Regions from separate parts of the Homo sapiens genome. Here region 1 is linked to region 2. Evidence: chromatin contacts called from ENCODE Hi-C or POLR2A ChIA-PET data. All regions are on one chromosome and are shown on one strand. The core of a region is the stretch at or near the end of the contact, and the rest is flanking DNA. Distances in the headings are between cores, read along the strand shown. Region 1 overlaps SHC3 (SHC adaptor protein 3). Region 2 holds the start of SHC3 (SHC adaptor protein 3).

What was found. A loop is a pair of places that touch in the nucleus more often than their neighbours do. ChIA-PET counts read pairs that join two places held with the same protein, here RNA polymerase II (POLR2A). Pooled maps may share reads with other maps.
Region 1: a loop to region 2 is called in a map of PC-9, with 5 times the contacts of the local background. The contact joins the enhancer-like site here to the promoter of SHC3 in region 2. A Hi-C loop is called at or near these places in 8 of 168 maps with a recorded cell type or tissue (Calu3, IMR-90, PC-9 and 4 more) and 11 of 50 pooled maps. POLR2A ChIA-PET finds 5 or more read pairs at or near these places in 1 of 52 experiments (WTC11).

The regions. Positions count from the first base shown.
Region 1 is chr9:89,019,963-89,025,229 of GRCh38, reverse strand. All of the region lies in intron 11 of SHC3 (SHC adaptor protein 3), which reads left to right. Among named protein-coding and RNA genes, the nearest start is that of S1PR3, 31 kb to the right of the region's middle. Within about 2 kb of position 2,194, at least 18 of the 41 ENCODE cell types and tissues checked have a DNase peak (open chromatin) inside an H3K27ac peak, as active enhancers do; they include IMR-90, PC-9 and heart left ventricle, where a contact is called at or near this core.
Region 2 is chr9:89,176,453-89,181,585 of GRCh38, reverse strand. SHC3 (SHC adaptor protein 3) reads left to right here and starts at 2,768. Exons shown (of 12, transcript NM_016848.6): 1 at 2,768-3,599. The coding sequence starts at 3,126.

The sequences.
Region 1 (5,267 bases), core at 945-3,444, 160 kb after region 2:
ATGTGTGTGTGCGTACGTGTGTGTGTGTGTGTGTGACCTGTTCCAGGATAACTCATGTTTTAATCACAAGATGTCCCCATCTGACGGCTTTGCCTCTTCTAGGAATGTGACCCTTTATAAGGGGCAGATGTAATCATTTTGTCATTGATGGAGTGTCGTCATTAATGGAAAAATTTTAACCAGTATTTCTAACTGCCCACAGGGCAACTCCACTTACACGTTTCCCAGGCAATTGAAGCCCATGGCGTCTGCAGTGGAAGGTGTTGTCCCCACCTCCTCAGCCCCAGCTGCCCCTCCTGGGTTCCCCGCCACACCACACCTCTCTTCTCATACTCTGCATTCAGATGCTGAACAAACTCCCCTAAATATCCCTGTAAGCTGCCTCTTCCTCCTGACCCACCTGGACTCCCAGTGACAGCCCCAGCCCACCCTGCAGGAGGCTCTGCTGATGTCCATTCCCTGCTCAGAATCCTTCTGGGATGCCATCACCTCCAGTGTAAGGTTAAACTGTGCAGTGTGGGTAAGAAAATAGGAATAGCAAATGTTCCCCAGCATGTCCTTGATGCCACGCACTGTACTAACTACTTCACTTGTATTAATCCTTTCATTCTGAAAACGGTCCTGTGAAGCAGGACTCGCGATAGCCATCTTACAGAGAGGTCAGTAACTTCCTATAAGGAGTGTCATTAGCAGGTGGCAGGCCAAGTTGTGGCAGGTGCTCAAAACTGTCTTCTCCTCACTTGTCACTGCACTGGACTGAGCAGGACAGGCAGTATTTAATAACGCACACAGGGAGTGGTGGAGTGCACCTGTAGTCCCAGCTACTCAGGAGGCTGAGGCAGGAGGATGGCTTGAGCCCAGGGGTTTGAGGCTGTAGTGAACTATGATCGTACCATTGCACTCCAGCCTGGGTGACAGAATGAAACCCTGTTTCTAAATAAATAAATAAAAATAAACAAATCCATAAATAAATAAGATGCACAGGATGCTGCTTGTGCACCCAGGAGAGAAAGGGCTTCAAGGGTAATGGCTTGGGATGACCATGCCCTTTACACATCAGGGGAGCATCCTGAGAGGGGCTGTTTGTTTCTGATTGGACCATGAGAGGGGGCTGAGTGAACTGGGAAGGCATTGTTGCATTACAGGTAACTTACGAATCACACCCACAGCTGGAGCTGCTGTTCTAGGCCAGCCATTAATCTAGCAGCTTCAGCATCAGAGAGCTTGCTTAGAAACGAGATCCTCAGCTCCCACCCCAGATCTGCTGAGTCAGGAACTCGGAATGGGGCCTGGATGTGTGGGATGGAGATGAGGCAGTAGTCTGAACTTTCACAAGCCCTTCAGGGGCTAGAGTTGGGAACCACAGGTCTAGGCAACAGACCCTTTTAAAAATGAGGAAGGATATGTTAGGTAACTTGTCAGGCAAACAGAGCACATTAGCAGTAGAAACAGGATTTGAACTGATGACTTGTGATATCTTGACCAGTGGTTTTTCTCTATGTGGTCATACCTTCTGATTCTGTTCTGCTGTCTATGGCCAGTTAAACACAGAAGTGGATCATCTAGATGCTTGGATGAATAAAATTTGAAAAATTAATTTCTACTGAATTTCTGGAAAGTATGTAAGAATAGATGGTAAAAGAAGTAGCCAGGAAGAAGTTCCACCTCCCCCAAGCCAAGCAGTTTTCTGGAGGTTGTGGCAGAGAAGAGAAACAGTAAGATTGGTTATGGCCTCAATGGCAGATTTGGGAAATCAGAATATGCTGCATATTTCTTAACGATTTTAATTTCCCACACTTCTGAGTTGCTTCTCAGGCTCCCAAGCATCCTTGGGCCTAAATAAACCCAGCCTTTCTGAATGCATGGAGCTTGATTCCTTCCCACTGAGCTGCTGGCAGCTTTGATCTGTGGGATCTGATTTTCTTCTACTCTGAGACTTTCTCAGATGATTAAAAATATTGTAAGCAACTCAAAGAGACCTTGTTGATAAGGCTTATCAAGCTGGCCTCAGAGTTTATTCTGGGCTGCTGACTCCTGAAGGGCAATCAGCTCTCATGCTAAGATCAGGGTGGGCCTGAGGCCCCAGGCTGACCTCTCTCCCTGAGTGTTCGCTTCTCATAGAGGAAGCCTGCGCCTGCCCTCCCTTCCAAAGAAGGCAAGGCCAGGGGTGGCTGACTCACTCAAACCCATCACATGCCTGGAAAAACCTTCCAAGCTGTTTATGGTTGTTGTGAGACCTCAGTTCTTGTCTTCTTGATTTAGAAGAATTTGAGCAAAAGACAACACAGCAAGGGAGGTGCAAAATAGTGCAATTTATTACAAAGGAGAAAGAATATTTTGAAAGTTAGGTGCAGAATAGACAGTACACCGTAAGAGAATTCAGGGCAGGCTTCGGGGTAAGGATGAGACAAATCCATAAATAAATAAGATGCACTTAAAATAAGTGCACTAGGCACTTATTTTAAAGACGGGCACTAGGGGAGACTCCCTTTATGGGAGGCTTTCATGATTTTTCATAAGGAGGTGTTGCTATAAGCATGTTCGGATGGTCCTCTGGGTGCACATGCGCAGTAGCTGTACATGCTTGTTCATAAGTCACATCTCATTAGCATCTTAAATCTCCACCCAGGGTTGTGTTTTTTTGCTATTATGATGAGCAAAGGGTCATTCTGAGGACAACTAAAATTAAAGTGCGCATGCTCTCTAGAGGGGGAAATTCCTTACTGAAGATAGCTGTGCTTGAATTAGCTGGACTACAGTGTGAATGCTGAGGCTTATTGTGTTGACTGTACGTCCCACGGTTGCCACGTCCCAAAAACTTCCTTGACTACCTATCCCGCCGCAAAGCCACAGGTGACGGTGGCCAGACTGGTGGAGCAGGCTTTGAAGAAGGAAGTGGGAGGTCTGAGCTTTCCCCACTGTAGGAATTTCCCCCCTCCCCCAACCCTCCCTTCCTGCACTGAAGTGTCCTTGAATCTCCTTCTAGGCTCCTGGAGCCCCGACAGGACCGCCAAAGTGTTTAAATAGTGCCCGAGGCTCTTCAGGTTCCTGCCCTGGGTCTTGGCTAAGATCATGGTCCAGCCCTGTTGGGATGTGGGGTGGGGCGGAGTTCCCTGCTCAGCAAAATGAACTGAGGCCTCAGTTCTGTTTGCTGGAGGACCAGCTGACTTCTCTCATTGACATTGTGCCTTTGTTCGCTACAAAGGAAATATGGAAATTACGCAGCCCATTCAGTCACCTCTGGCTCGGGCAAGTCGTGTGACTTACAAGTTCTGAGTGGGAAAGACCACCCCGTAGTCTTGCTCTGGAAGCCCCCAGGGGCAGGCAGAGTCCTGAGAATGCTCCAGGGCCGACCTCCTCCCATTTTATTCCCAAGTCATATATCCTGGGTATCCAGGTAGGGCTGTGTGTGACAGAGTTTTTCCATGGCTAAAAAAGAAACGTCTTAGAGGGCAACAACAGGCAATGCGGAAGTAGCCCTCCATCTCTCAAGGTTCCGATTCCTAGCACTGTGTTCTACTGGCCCCGAGGGGTGCTGGAAACCCTCAGTTTCCACCTGGTGCAGGACAGAGGAGCCTCACCTGGGATGGCCCAAGGCAGGTGAGCCCTGGCATCCAGGCAGGGTTCAGGGAGAGCCACTGCTCACTTTCCTGCGGTACTTCCTTCTCTCTCTCTGCTTTGCTTCTGGTTTGTGGGTTTTTACACAGGTTTCAGGTTAGTTTTGTGGGTCAGCTGTGCTTTCCCAGAGGTGACCTGGGCCTAGGCCTTCCACTCTGTGAGCCGATCTGGTGCTGTCTTTGGTCACTGAGGTCATGGCTGTGGGGACATTGAGTGCGGTGGTGTTGGCCTCCCTACTCTGGCAGCTGAGTGAAGACTTCTTTGTGGTTTCTGGAGCAGTGACTCATCAAATGCTGTCCTGGAGGTTTCATGGAGATGGCACAGTTCCCAAGGTAGCCTGGGCTTTTCCCTGAGGCAGAAGGAGACTACCCCTCTATCCAGCTGCAGAGCTCCTGAAAAATCATTTTTAAGGTAGAATTGGCAGTGATGATAGTCAATACTAACACGAGTGTACTTTCCATACAGTTGGAACAAAAGTTTCAAACCTGATTCTGCTAGAATATTAGTGTTCCAGAAGGCTGGTGCAACTGGCGGGCATCTCCTGTGTGGGCGCTGAAGCTCAGTGCGAAATGTCCCTGTGAGGTCAAACTGGGGCTGCAGCTCAGCAGATCCCTACAGCTCCCCTGGGCACCTCCCCAAGCCCTGAGTGTCCTCATGAGGCCCATGTGTGCCACCATAGGGCAGGAGGCTCTCCCCTGCATCCTTCCACCACTGGGCACTTTGGAGGATCACCAAGGTACCGCACCCAGTGGCAGAGCTCCACCCAGACACACAACCCTGCAAACAGACATTTGTGCCCAGCTTAGTCACTGCTGATGGAGGAGACATGGAGAGTTGGTGAGGGGGACTCACCTGTGTCCCCTCCCCTATGCCTGTACATTCCACTCACAACACCCACATACTGAGGTTGGCCTGCCCATTTTGCTCTCCTCCTGGGCCTGCATCTCCTACTGCACATGAGGGCGGTTTTGTGCCAGCCCCTGCAAGAGCTTCGGTAAGGATGATTTATCTGTCTCATTCTGTTGCTGGTGATAGTTTAGTGTCCCCCTAGATCCTGGCACCAGAAACTGTCCCTGTTTTGTCCTGCTTTGACATGGACGTACGTCACAGCCAGAGGAGGAGCCCTCACCTTCCCACCAACCACCTGGGGACCTGAAGGAGGCCCAGAGGGAAGGATGAATATGACAAGTCAGACCTGCTGTTGTCCACAGACCACAGAGGCCCCCACACCCACAATGTGGCACAAAGGAGCCTGCCCCACAACTGGCACCCCACCTCCCTGCCCTGCTGCCTCTCACCCTCCACCTTCACCTCTCACCCCCACCCTTCCTATCTTCCACCTTCCAACCCCCTGTCACCTCTCCCTCTTTCACCCCTTAACCTGACCCCCACTCTCCTTACTTTTGGGCACTGGGGGTGATGCCTGCTGACCACAGGCCACACAGAGCTGAGTGTGCATTTCTGCCCTAGCCTAGGGAAGAAGCATATTTTAATTAAGCTGCTGTGAAACCTTGGGGATCTCTACCTAAAAACAATACACATTTTTAACAGTAAAGGTCTACAAAAATCAAATCAAAGAAGTAATTCCTTACTATGAACCATTCCAGAGGCTCCAAAGTGCCCTTGTTTTAGGAGTAGATGTTGCTTTC
Region 2 (5,133 bases), core at 1,519-4,018:
TTATTCTAAGCCATTGATTTTGTGGTCATTTGTTACGGCAGCCATAGAAAGCAAATACGTGTTTAAGCATTGATTTAAAAAAGAAAAACCACAACATACTGGAAAGGCTCTCATTGTAAATTGCCCCAGACTGCCTGGCTTTGGTGAATCTCAAGGCTGACTTTAAAATGGAGTTTTTTTTTCCTGCTTCCTTCCATGGCTATCAAGCAAGCCAGCAACAGAAAATTTCATTTACATTTAGCATTTTCTGTCCCAGTGGTCTCCTCTCTCATCTGTCTCTATGTTGATCAAGAAGATATGTGGGCTTTCTGGTACAGGGTCTAAAATAAACATGAACAGCTCCCCAGAAAGGGCAAAGGGTTTTCTCATGAGTAGGGTGTGTGAGCTTCTGTGTGGGCTGCACAGCCTCCTTTTGATGCTGAGAGGCCTTCGGGTTTTTCTTTTTCCATCTTTCTGCTACGTTCCAAAATGTTGATACTATTTTCCAGGTAAGTGAGGTTTTACCGTACTACTGTGTTCTTGGAATATTAATTTCTGTCTTTGATTATATATCTTTTCATATATAGTAAATTTATGTTGCTATTTATATTTTAAAATGACCAATTTCCCTCCACTGGCCTCATAATAAAAGAAATAAAAGTCTCCTGTTGGCTAAACGTTAAGTACATAGCTTTGGATTTTTTTTCCTCCCTGGAGCCTCAGAACGTGTACAGGTGTCCTACATGCCTTTTACAAAAAAAGAATCAAGGGCTAGGAACCTAGGTTTTGAACGTGCATTCAATGTACATTCATAATAAAAGCTGAACGACTGGCACATTCATGGTTGCTCCTTGATGTAAATGAACGGCTGAATGAAAGTTTAGGGGCACAGCTCACCTCCAAGAGAGACCCTCTTCACACTTAGACCTGACCAAGGGATCTTGAATTCCCTTGTAAAACTAGCTTTTCCTCTCCATAGCAGCTGGCCTCTTCCTCCCGGTATCTTTGTAATCCGGCTGGGTGTTTTTTTTTCTTTTTCTTTTTTTTTTTCCCACACTGCCGTTGGATAAAAGATCCCGCCTTTGATTGAAATGGAATCTTCCACTATTGAGCAAGCCTTTGTTGAATGAGTCATCGGGGCGGCCGCTCATTGGCTGAGGCCGCTGGAGCCCAGGGGATTGCCTGGCACCGGCTGCAAGGCCCTGCTTCATTCACAGAAACGCTGGCTCGCTCGCTAGCCTTTTCATTCACACAAACAGCATTTCATTCACATTTTGCGGTTTTTGTCTGCATCTAATGAAGATCTCGCTTTGGGAATGATAGGGCTGTTTCGCTACAGATCTGGGGAGGACTCTGATAACCATCAAAATCATCTATGGGGTGTGCAATTGCTGTTGCTATGCAAGCTAGGGAAAGGGAACAAATGAGTGCCGTGTAGCTGTTCTGCTAGGGCTGCGGCACAGGAGGCGAGCCGTGGGGACGCGTTTCCTGTACCGGGGACGCCGCGGCTCCTCTGCGCTCTTGCGTCCTAGGGGTTGGCCTCACCCGCTCGCCCGCCATGAGTGGCGCTCATTAAACTCTGCTCCATAGAGCAGGGTTCAAGACTCAGGACCTCACGTGCCCCACATGTTCGGTCATGGGAGTGAGAGGACTCAGGGTGACCTGAGAGTGTGCTAGAGCTGAATTTATTCGCTTGCTCAGAAGTTGCGGGAAAACTTTGATAGTGAGTGTTTCACTGTGGAGCAGGTGATCCTAATGCATGAGGAAGCCTGGCAGAGCCCACTGAGGTCAAGAGTCAGAGGGCTTCAGTCTCGGGCAGACCTCTGGGGACAGCGAAAGCCTTGCTCTCCTAACTGAGAGGAAGAAGGCCTGTGCATTTTACTTGCAAGCCCGAGCCTGACTCCTGAAAAGAAGGCATATTTTCCTCCTTGTGGATTTGATGTGCAATAAGAACAGCTGCATTTTTTCCTTCCTGACTGCAGGGTTGCAAGCAGCAACTGAAGGAACATTGAAATGTATTTGTAGCATTTCTTAGGCGTTTTTCCAGAGCTTAAACACATTCAGTAGGATTAAAGCTTCAAATGCAGCCCCTTTTTTGGAATGGATTTCTGGAGCCTGTTGCCACTCGTGAAAGAAGCACTCTTCTTTTTTGGAAGTGGATATTCAACTTAACCCTGGCTGAGAAAGACTGCTGTAAATGAGCAGGGAAGACCCCTTGATTGGCACTGTGCAGAAGTTCATATGCAGATTTTTTTTTTTTTTTTTTTTTGAGGAACTGCATTGCCACAAAGACACTTGTCATCGCTGCTCTGTTAATTTGAAAAGAAAAAGCAAAACCCAGGAAATTGGTATTTTACAGTCACCTGGGGGTGAATATCCTTTTTGTTTTTTTCTATTTAAAAATTCCTGCTGCCTTCCAAGTCAAGATTCATCAGGATTCGCTGAAGATCTGATTCTTAAAAAGCCTTCGTCACATTTTAACGCATCGCTGTTAGACACTTTTACAGGCTCACACAGATGGGCTGAGCAGGGACGAGCAAAACCTAACAGAATAATGGGTTTCAGAAAGTTCATTTGACGATTTGAAGGAACTGGATTGGATTTACCTTTGGCACAAATGCAGATTGCGGGGGATGGGAAGGTGAAAAATCAAAGGTTGGAAGGAAATATCTGGGAAGGTAGAAAAAGGAAATTTGAGAATTGATTGGCTATAGTGTGCTGTCAGCGGGTGGATGTCGTTTTTTTCTTCTTTTTTTCCTTTTTTTTCTTCTGCTACAGGAAGTGATTTGCAGTGCTCACCGAGCCTTTGTTGAGAAGGGTCTCCTCTCAGAGTGAGTCATGCTTTTGCTGTGAGCAGCCCCAAGCAGCTGGGCGCTCCATCAGAGGCAACTATGACTTTTGCAAAGCAAACGTGCAACCCCAAGCAGCGGTCTCCCGGGCCGGGGCTGCGCGGCCGCCGCTGTGCTGGCTTTTAACGGTGGGAGGGCACCATCCTCTTGCTCTGCTCTCGTTCTCCAGAAGGCTGTCCCGGGGCCCCCACTCTCCGTCCCGCTCCGGGGACAGTGGCTCGCCTGCTATGCGCGGCAGCCCGCGCCGGGGCCGGCACCAGCAGCGCCCGGGCGGATGCAGCGAGCCCACGGAGGGGCATGCTTCCACGCACCAAGTATAACCGCTTCAGGAATGACTCGGTGACATCGGTCGATGACCTTCTCCACAGCCTGTCGGTGAGCGGCGGCGGAGGCAAGGTTTCGGCGGCGCGCGCGACCCCGGCGGCGGCTCCCTACTTGGTGTCCGGCGAGGCGCTGCGCAAGGCGCCCGACGATGGGCCCGGCAGCCTGGGCCACCTGCTCCACAAGGTGTCCCACCTGAAACTCTCCAGCTCGGGCCTCCGCGGCCTGTCGTCGGCCGCCCGGGAGCGGGCGGGCGCGCGGCTCTCGGGCAGCTGCAGCGCGCCCAGCCTGGCCGCCCCGGACGGCAGTGCGCCCTCGGCGCCCCGCGCCCCGGCCATGAGCGCCGCCAGGAAGGGCCGGCCCGGCGACGAGCCGCTGCCCAGGCCCCCTCGGGGGGCGCCGCACGCCAGCGACCAGGTGCTGGGGCCCGGAGTCACCTACGTGGTCAAGGTGGGTGCGGGCGCGGGCCGCCCTGGGGGCTGGGGGTTCTGGGGCCAGTTCGGGGCAGACTCCTTCATTCCCTGAAGCCCGGGGTGCGGGGCGCTCCCGCGACTGTCACGTTAGAGGCAAGCAAATGCGCACTCCTTAGCAATCAGCTCGCTTGACAGCGGTGAGGAGGGAACTACAAATGCGCTTTTCCCGCATCCATTGGGAAAAGGTTTACCACTCGGGTGGCCCGCTCCGTCCCGGTTTTCCCTAGGCTCCACTTTTTTGGCACGCCTTTGCCACCTGGCTTACCAGATGTCTGACCAGTGTCATGGGCGCCCAACCCTGGGCAGCGGGGGTCCGGCCTGCCTAGTATCTAGGAAACGCGCTGGGGAGAGCTGGGCAGCCCCCGGGAGGAGAGATGCACGGAGTGGCGGCCCTACTCCTGCTGTGTCTTCCCCGGCGGGAGGGTGGGTATCTTGTTGCCCCCCGCAGCAAGAATTCCCAGCTCCTTGCAGAGCAGGCCAAATGCTGTGCTGCTTTCTCTTCGACGGGCTTTACTTTCTCACCCAGTCCAGGTTTTCTTGGGGTTTGTCTTTCATTCCCTAAGGAAAGGTTCTGGTTTACAGCAGCGGAATGAGAATTCTGGGACTATTTTTCTGGTGACTGTAGTCTTCCATTTAAATGTGCTAAAAGGGAACTAGGGCGCTGCGCTTGGAGCCACAGGCTGGAAAGGAGTTTTTTCCTCCAACACAAAGATGATAAAATCACGATGTAGTCAATAAAATTCCACCCTTATGCAAGCATGTTATGATATTTAAGGAAAAATGCTCAGCACAGTTCAAGTAATCTGCCACGCGGTTATTTCCTTCTGCCGGTTGGGCAGCTCAGAGCTTTAACAGCCTCCACAGCCGAGCAGACAGGGGTTAAGGATGGAAGTTGCAGTATTTCAATCCTGCCACTCCAAGGCATGGCTTTGTATTGAGAAAGAAATGAGACACAAACTCTATCCCCACCGTGTCCTCAATAACACTGAGAAACCCCCAGGATGTCTGTTCCGTAAATATTGGCTGCAGATTCCAGTGTAAAAATTAAATAGAACACATCCTCAGGTAAAATGCAGTGTCTGGTAATTTCGGAACCAAAATATTAACAGAAATACTTAACTTTGTGGATTGCCTTTAACTATATAAAAAGTACTTACAGATGAATGTGGCCATTGTTGTTAAAAGAGGGCTTCTTCACCTTTTCAGTCTGCTTTTTAATTTAACCTTCAAACTATGGATTATTATATTTTACCAAAGGGGTATAGATGAGCATAATATATGCATATTTGGTTGAGTTTATTTTAAGAGGTACTGAATATTCTTCTTGTTTTGCTTATTTAAATTATATAACCAGGGGCCAAAACAAAAAGAAAAAAACAAACCAAACCAAAAATCCCTGACAGCTTTGAGGTTGTGTTTACTTCTGGGGTGTTAGCATAATTGCTGTTTTAAAAAGCCTACATTTCAAATAGACAAATAGACCTTGGCAAAGCTTTTTCTACCTGTCATAT